2 separate regions of the Mus musculus genome follow, and region 1 is linked to region 2. A link is a loop called in an ENCODE intact Hi-C map of the cell type or tissue named here. Cell type or tissue: gastrocnemius. All regions are shown on one strand. Each heading gives the region's core, and the rest is flanking DNA. Links, peaks and the distances in the headings are about the cores only.

Region 1 (4,390 bases), core at 167-4,166, 840 kb before region 2:
CTCCTAACACCTAATCAACTTAATTTCAAGTGGTATGTAGCTTTTATTTTTCTTTTACAAACTGACTTTTTGAGTATCTAAAATTTGCATCATACCTGGCTTTTTTTTTAATCATACCTGTTTTATCCCTGTCAGTTCTGTGCAAAATTCAGAAAGAATTGGATGTTCTTGAGGCTGAACGTAAGCATGAAACTCAGATTCAATCTCTCCAGTTGCTGTATTCAACAAAACTGCTGGAAATTCAACTAAATAAAAGAACCATGGGTTAATACTTAAATATATTTTATTTATTTTTTATTGTTTATTATTTATTTACTTATGTACTTATTTATTTATTTCTGGCTGGTCTGGAAACCTATATAGATCAATAGTTCTCAATTTGAGCCGGGCATGGTGGCACATGCCTTTAATCCCAGCACTTGGGAGGCAGAGGCAGGCGGATTTCTGAGTTTGAGGCCAGCCTGGTCTACAGAGTGAGTTCCAGGACAGCCAGGGCTACACAGAGAAACCCTCTCTCGAAAACAAACAAACAAAATATATCTCAATCTGTGGGTCACATATCCTTTGGGGTTCAAATGGCCCTATCACAGGGGTTGCATATCAGATATTTTATATTATGATTCATAAAAGTCACAAAACTACAGTTGTGAGTAGCAATAAAAATAATTTTAAGTTTGGGGGTCACCAAAAGATGAAGAACTGTATTAAGGGGTCACAGCATTAGGAAGGTTGAGAACCACTGATCGAGATTAAGCTGGTTTCAAATTTATAGAGATCCACCTGTCTCTGCCTCTTGAGTGCTGGGATTAAGGGTGTGTTGCACCATACCAGGTCTGAATATGTGAATTATCCTGAACATACACTGCTTTCATAATAGCATCATTAAAAAATCAATTCCCTTAAAAGCTTATTCCAATACCCAAAGCAGTGAGAAGCAAAGTTATAATAAAGCTGTGCCATGGAATAAGTCAGAATATCAAAAGTATGCCCATTTTGTTTTACAATTAAACATGAACACAGCATGAATTAAAATATACTTTACTATTGAAAAGCCTTTTTTTTTCCAGTTGTATCTAATCAAAGTTTTAAATGTAATCTTAAAACAACTAGCTACTTTGGATAATCACATTCAGGTATTTGGTATTTTATTCTTTTGTAGGTCAGAGTTTTTATATTAAACTACGAGCTTACAGCATTGTTTTCTTATTGGCTGGCTTATATCTAGGATGTTTAAGAAGACTCCTAGAGCACTAGCTTTGGCCACTGGCCATCCACACTCACTTATTTCAGGGCTACTGTGGTGCTTCCCATCATTCCAGCAGGTAGACTCAAAGTCAACGACAATTAAGTAGGCATACAACTGTTCTGCAAAAGACCACAGTGTTCTTAGGTTCCGACGATGTTCCAAGGGCAAGGCTTCAAACTGTAACGTAAGCGTGGGACTTACTCAATCTGCTCCCTCCTGGATTTCCACTTGCTGGTGTAACTGACTTTCTCCTAATTAATCCAAGCCGCCTAAAAATGCAAGACACAGGAAGATCAATAAACTCATTTACACTGCAGTTAGAATATGATATTAAAGTAATAGCCCCAAACAGATGGCAAAATCATCTCTAATGTACGGTAAGTGGAGCTGGGTGTGAGGGCCCCACACCTGGAGGCTCAGCAGTCAGCAGGCCACGGCCAAACTGAACTGAGGGACAGCTTACAGCACACAGCAGGACCCTGCCTCAAACAACAGCTGCATACTGACTGAAGGAAAGGAGGGCTAGACTTTAAAAGTCCTAGGTCCTTGTGCGAATGGCCATCCTCTCTTGAGTTTAGTGTCCATTTTACCTGAGCGGGCTTCACAAACACTACTCTTACCTGTTCACGTTTTATAGTAGTACCGAGGAATTGACTATAAAGATGTATTTTTCAAGCCTTTGCTATGTACCAAGGGGATGATGCCTGTGCTTAAACTCTAAAAATGGAGGGGAGAAAGATTACCAGAGTACTACTGAAAGGTAATCTATGATTAAAAACAAAAACAAAAACAAAACAAACAAACCTCCCAACAGCAATACACTGCAGTCCAAAGAAGGGAAGATCCCAAATGATGACGAATACAACTTTAAGTAGACAGACACCTGGAATAGTTATTTTGGCTATTTGAAAAAGACAAGACGTGAGGCCAATGTAGGGATTTGGAATGAAAAACTAACATTTACTAGTCACTTCTTCAGCAAATATTTAATTAGGATGGTGACTTCTTTTAAACAATTCTAGGTGGTAGACATGTCTGCAACCTGTATTTTATGCAAGAGAAAAGTAAATGATTTGCCTAAAGATGGCCATAGTATGTTAACCTTTGACAGGACTTTTCACGCTTGAATCCTATGCTATTCATTAATACATCAGATAGGGGTTTTGTTTTGAATCTGGTTTTGTTGTTGTTTTGAGACAGTCTCACTATTTAGCCATCGCCTGCTTGAACATCACCATGAGGACCAGGCTGGCCTCCAACTTTCCATGCTGGTATTGTAGGTCCATTCCACTATGCCTGGTAAGTTTGATACTGTGTCCACAATCTCAACAAATGTGTACAACGCATCCAAAAATCTGTGCACAGCATATTCCCCCCCACCCCCCCCCAAAAAACCTGAGAGAGTCTGTGGTAATTCTGACAATAAAACTGGACTAGGCAGGTCACTTGGGCGCAGTGGCACCTGCCTGAGAACAGTGTGCAGAGCTGTCACGTTCCAGGTCCCAGGGGTCTAGAATGAACAGACCTGATAGAGCATGCCACGGTAGGGAGGACCCGGGGTTTCTCGGGCTCCTCCAACTTGTCGCGAATGGCGACGTGGGGCCCGAGAAGACCAGGGCCCTTTTCAGATCCAGACCAAACGACTGCGGATGAACACCGCCCACCCTAAGGGGAACCCCCTAACGTACCGCGCCAGTCTCTTGGTCGCCATCCCCGGACCCTGGGTTTCGCAGAGTTCAACGGCCGGAAGTCGGACGCCCCCACTTCCGGTCTGTTTAAACGCCGGCGCGGCAAGGGAAGCGGGCGCTTGTAGAGCGGCGGCGGCCGTCGCCAGCGGTTTGTGGGCGTTGCATAGGGGGCGGTTCGGGACCCGGGGGCGTGGACAGAGGCTTGAGGACCGGGAGCCCCTCGCTCTGCGCACGACGCGCCTCAGGGAGCGCTTTAAACTTCGCGACGGCTTAAATTGAGGAAAGGAGGCGTAGGTCTGTGGCCTTTTTTGCGAGGGCCAAGAGTGGTAAACTGGTTTGAGCCGCTTCAAGAGACAAACCAACCGTCACTCCTGTCTAGCGCTTTGCTGGAGAGAGGCCGCGACACGGTTTCCTGGTCGCCGCGGGGTCCTCAGCTCCAGCTGATCTTTCCCCTACAGCCTGATGGAGCAAGAGAAGGAGGAGGCGAACTCCAGGAAGAGGAAGGAGGCCCCGAACTCCTCGGCCTCGGCTACAGAGCGGGATGGACCTCCTTCGCATATTCAGGACCGCGAGCCACAAGCCAAGGTGAGCAGAGGAGAGAGCCCAGCAGGCTGGCCCGAAGTCACTTGTGGCTGGGAGTCACTTTCGCCAGCACCCGAAGGGTCCCTGCCGAAGGGTAAGGGCTCACCCACTGACCTCACTCAACTCTGCTCCCTTGGTTGTACCACCTCGTCCAGGCTCTCTCCATAGTTTAAAACTGACTTAGTGTCTGGTACACAGAATATTCATTTAACAAACATTTATTAAGATCCGTATAACAAAATATTTCAGGAATATCCATGCACACCTAAACAGGATTCTCTTGTTTTTATACAATATTTATGAAGAAGTAAAAATGAATGGTCATTTTGATGGGGAATTTATCCTGGGGAAATGATTAGATGGAGGAATGATACCAGTAATAAGAATGTTTGCCCTAGTATTTGTATTTTTAAATGTTTCATCGAAAAGAGAATTTTAAATATAAAATTTTCATTACATATTTAAAAATGCACTTAGCCTGAACCATTTTCTCATGTTAAAGTTGTGGTTATATAACTGACTGATAGGGAAAAATATAGATTAGGGTGGGGATGGTTAGAAAGCAGATGGATGTTTGTAAAGTCCCCTGGGTTGGAAACGGTAGTCCAGAGATTAAAAAGCTTGATCTTCGGAGGCTGCATTCCCGCTGTGGCTTTTAAACCTCTTTCTTCATTTCTTTGTTGTAAAATGGGAGTATGGTGATCCCCACTTAAAAGTTCTAAGAAATGATGTAGTACAAAGAAATTTCTCAAAACTGTGTGGCTAAGAGTCAGCAGTGTGGCTCAGTAATAGAGGACTTGCCTTGCATGTGCCCAGAATTCAGTCCCTAGAACAGAAACTCAAAAAAGTGGTTAATAGTAAATACCTAACCTTA
Region 2 (4,390 bases), core at 327-4,326:
AATATGAATTGAACTTGTCTGATAGTTTAGAATGATTCCAGTGAAAATCTACCAGAATAAAAGACAAAGGTCTCAAGAGAACTCAACCATAAAGGTCAGGGTCTTCAAATTCTATCTTGAAACAATTTCAAGGACTCCATATTCATCTGCAATAGTGTTGAGTTTTACGGCAGAGACCTCCATATAAGCAGCAGTTAGTGTTGTGTAGGCCTGACACATGGCAAGTGGTCTATCTGGCCAGAAGATGGTGCTCATGCCTTGGATTTAAAACCAAACAGGCAAATCTGCAATGTTCTAAAACATGATGAAATTTTTATTCTTGTAGCAGATATCATGAAGTCTGCCACATTTGAACAGACAATTTCCCAATTAGGCTATATGGGTCAGTTTCCTGTACAGATGATGTTATAAGCTAAGAATAAAGGGGCCTTAATAAACAGGTATAAAGGTATGTGCTGGCCTGAACTGTGGCATGTTGAGGTTCCAATGACTAGAGAGAATCCTCAGGGTACAACGAATTTCGGGGCAGTGATTGCATTCATTTAACATTTTTAAGCTGCCAAGAAGCACTTAAAGAACTGTTCTAAGTCCTCAGTCATCGGGGAAATGCAAATCAAAATGACCATGAGATCCCACCTTACACCAATCCTAATGGCTAAGATCAAAATTTCAGGTGAATGTTGGTGAGGATGTGGAGAGAGAGAAACACTCCACCATTGCTGGTGGGATTGTAGACTGGTACAACGACTCAGAAATCAATCTGAAGGTTCCTCAGAAAACTGGAAACAGATTTACCTAAAGACCCAGCTATACCACTCTTGGGCATATATCCAAAAGATTCCCTGCCATGCCACAGGGGCACTTGTTCCACTATGTTCATAGCATCCGTATTTGTGATAGCCAGAAGCTGGAAACAACTGAGATGTCCCATGACAGAATGGATACAGGAAATGTGGTTCATTTACACAATGGAATACTACTCGGATATTAAGAATGAGGACAATCCTGAGTTTTGCAGGCTAATGGATGAAACTAGAAAGTATGATCCTGAGTGAGGTAACTGAGACCCAAAAGGACATGCATGGTATGTATTCTCTAATAAGTGGATATTAGCCAAAAAAGTACAAAATACCCAGAATACAGAACTCAAGAAGGTTAACAAGCCAAAGACCCAAGTCCTCAATCCCACTTGGGGGGGAGGGGTAGAAAGCATTAGGAGGGGGTGGGCAGAAGGAGGGACCTGGGTGGGAGAGGGGACAGGGAGAGGAAAAGGGGAACATGATCAGGTATTGGGGTAAGGGAGAATCAGGAGTGAAGCTCTGAGAGCCAGCAGAAAAGAATAGAAACCACCCCCCTCAGATGGGGGGACCCTCAGAGACCTGGGAAGTGAAAGACTCTCAGAACTCAAAGGGAGGGACCTTAAATGAAATGCCCAACAGTGGGGAAAGGGAACTTATAGAGTCCACCTCCAGTAGAAAAGCAGGACATCAAGTGGAGGGATGGGGTTGCCATCCCACAATCAAAAACTCTGACCCAGATCGTCCCTGTCTAAAAGAACTGCAGGGACAAAAATGGAGAACAGACTGAAGGAAAAGAGGTTCAGTGGCAGGCCCAAATTTGGATCCAGCTCAAGGGGAGGCTCCAAGGACTGACACTACCCTCAGAGAGGCCCAACAAGCAGCTGACTGAGACAGAAGCAGATAGTTACACCCAACCATTAGACTGAAGTCGGAGACCCCTGCGGTTGAATTAGGGGAAAGACTGGAAGAAGCTGAGGAGGAGGAGGGCAACCCCATAGCAAGACCAACAACAGTCTCAATTAACCTGAACCCCTGAGTTCTCTCAGACACAGAGCCACCAACCAGGCAGCATACATGAGCTAGTCCGAGGTCCCAACATATATACAGCAGAGGACTACCTGGTCTGGCCTCAGTGGGAGAAGAGGCACCTAACTTGAGAAACGAGGCCCCAGGGAGTACTGAGGCCTGGCGGGGGCATCCTCTTAGAGAAGGGGTAGGAGGAATGGGATGAGGAACTGTGGGAGGGGCGGACCGGGAATCTGGCAACGACTGGACTGTAAAAAAAATAAAAGTAACCAAAAACATTTTTAAGCAGCTATGCGGCTTCATGAAAGCAGTGGTTCCCGAATTAGTCTCAATCATAGTGTAACACACGAATGATTTGTGCCATATGTCTGTATCACCAACAGTTAAACATTTTTAAGTACAATAGAAGACTATATTAAGTCCCTGATTATACACACACGCGCAAATTTGCGCGAGAAAATTTCACGAGATTGAGTCCTTGCTGGTGACGATCTCCTTGCGGCAAGGAGACCTACAAGTGTGTCGATCTGTTCGACGAGACATTCGTCCTGCCAGTTTCTGTGAACTCGGTCACCAAGTTCGCGGTACCGGGAAGACTACAGTAAAAGTGGCGAGGGACGACCTCCGAGGAACAGGGAGTGCCGACGACTCCCGGACTTGCGAGGACTCACGGGCAGGCCCAAGACGGCTGGGGTGACTGTGACGGCTGCAGACGCAGCTGGGATTACAGGCTGCATGTCTTTTGCAGAAAAAGAACTCAGAAAGGATAACCTACAAAAGCTGCAATCTAGTCCGGGAGACCTCTAGCCTCTCCCCAGGAGCTGGGCTCGTCCCGCCTACCGGAGCAGTAGAGCACTGCATGCGTAGAGGGCCGCCGGTACAAGGGGGCGTGGGCAAGCTCGCAGTGCACACCGGGAAACTCGGTCCTCCGACCCCATCTTGCTTTGCTGTCTGCAGCGGTGACCGTGGGAAAGGGCAACTGCTAGAGCCATGAAGCTCCTCAGCAGGGCCGGGTCCTTCTCGGTGAGCATGGGACGTGCGTGGGGCAGGGCTGGGGACGCTTGTCGGCCACTCAGGAGCTGGGTGCGGAGTGTGCGGCCTTGGCCTCAGGCCTGGGTCTGCCCTTCAGGTAAACCCCGCGGAGAAGGGGGCTGCCAGCGAGCCGAGGCCTGGGAGGCTCGGCGGGTCCTGTGAGCAGCCGAGAGCTAACGCGGGGAAAGCGGAAGAGGAGGGTGGCCTGGAGAGTGGCGGAGAAGCGGCTCTCGGGAGATTCCTGAAGGTCACTCGAGAAGCAGGTAGGGTGTAGGCCAACGCCACCCGGGCCGCCTGCTTCCCCTACCTACGACCTCTGCCCCTGGGTTGATCCCGAGGCGTCGGTTTCCCCAATGCGTGCGAGTTTATTAAATTCACAAACGCGGTGCGCTGCTTATCTCAGTGCCGGCACCTTCGTTCCTGTCAGTACTCAGTCCCCGCATTCCTTAAGATGCTCGTTTTCTCGGGGTCCCATTTAAAGGCTTCCTCCAGGAGGGGCTCTTGATCTTTCTTCAAGACTAGCCCTAAAATATGTAGTTGTCACTTGCGGTGAGGAGAGGAGTACCTCATGTGTGTCAGCACGTTATCACGCTGGAATCGTGGTTTTCAAGAGATGAGAATGGGAGCATTTAAACTTCAACAAGGGCTAATTTGCCCCTACTAGCCGGTCACATGCGGAGCTTTTTATTCGTAACCACCTGTTGAGAGAGTGCTTCTAGCATCTAGAGGTCAGCGGTGCAGCTAGACATCCAACCATACAACAGCAGCCCCTACAGCACAGTTACAACGCGGAAATGCCAGGAGTGTCTGTGTTGAGAGACGACTAGACAGTGATACACCAGGCCTGGGCATAGTGTTTCCTTGTGCTTTATACTTACATATATGTGTTGTACAAATTTAGGCTGCAGTTGTATTCCTTGTGCCTAGACAGACCAATTGCTAGCAGTCCTTAGAGAGCAGGACTTTCCATGTGTTATTAAAACAAAGTAGAAATTGTATCTAAGTCTTTCCTGAAAGGAACCCAAAAGAAGCAGGAGATTTTAAACTTCACTACCCAAAAGCACAGAAGTGGAAGTGTGGATTATTCATATGTGGACTGTTACACTTGGATGTTACAGGAATTACATCTTGGGCACAGCTAAAAATTCACAGCTAAAAATCACAAGTGGCTGCATATACCTTATCCAGCAAACTAAAATGAAAATGACACAGTTAATTATATTCATAATTTACAAGCAGGACTGAAGGGATAAAGTAGTAATTCCATGAACAGGTGAAAACCAGCAGCCAGATTAGCCCAGCACTGACTGAGTGTTCAGCATACAGCAGTCTGGGCAGTGCCGAGTAGGAGCATTATAGAACTTTACAGGTACACTTGACAACATGTTTAGTGGATCTTAGCATCATGAAAGTGTATTTGCTTGCATGTCCATTAGTAATCCTGTGAACCCTAGACATAATTGGAATATCTTAATAGCTTTATACCATTGTGTATAATGTGTGTGTGTGTGTATGTGTGTGTGTGTATATGT

What was found. Hi-C counts contacts between places; a loop is a spot of excess contacts. Peaks named below come from ENCODE experiments on the same cell type or tissue, not always from the same donor. Only the 100,000 strongest peaks of a DNase experiment are listed, where the experiment ranks them.
Region 1: it touches region 2 in a loop (7-fold over the local background); 2 of 42 quality-filtered maps call a loop at or near these places.

What each region holds. Positions count from the first base shown.
Region 1 is chr7:119,790,984-119,795,373 of GRCm38, forward strand. Eri2 (exoribonuclease 2) reads right to left here and starts at 3,075. Exons shown (of 9, transcript NM_027698.5): 1 at 2,935-3,075; 2 at 1,448-1,515; 3 at 1,282-1,365; 4 at 118-245. The coding sequence starts at 2,957. Rexo5 (RNA exonuclease 5) reads left to right here and starts at 3,139. Exons shown (of 20, transcript NM_001370778.1): 1 at 3,139-3,228; 2 at 3,393-3,519. The coding sequence starts at 3,397. In gastrocnemius, for the core only: no CTCF peak of the experiment used is centred there; DNase peaks (open chromatin) are centred at 2,537 and 3,048; H3K4me3 peaks cover 1,708 bases; H3K27ac peaks cover 1,058 bases.
Region 2 is chr7:120,632,474-120,636,863 of GRCm38, forward strand. Uqcrc2 (ubiquinol cytochrome c reductase core protein 2) reads left to right here and starts at 2,716. Exons shown (of 14, transcript NM_025899.2): 1 at 2,716-2,849. The coding sequence starts at 2,817. In gastrocnemius, for the core only: a CTCF peak has its summit at 2,664; DNase peaks (open chromatin) are centred at 1,980 and 2,744; H3K4me3 peaks cover 2,626 bases; H3K27ac peaks cover 2,288 bases.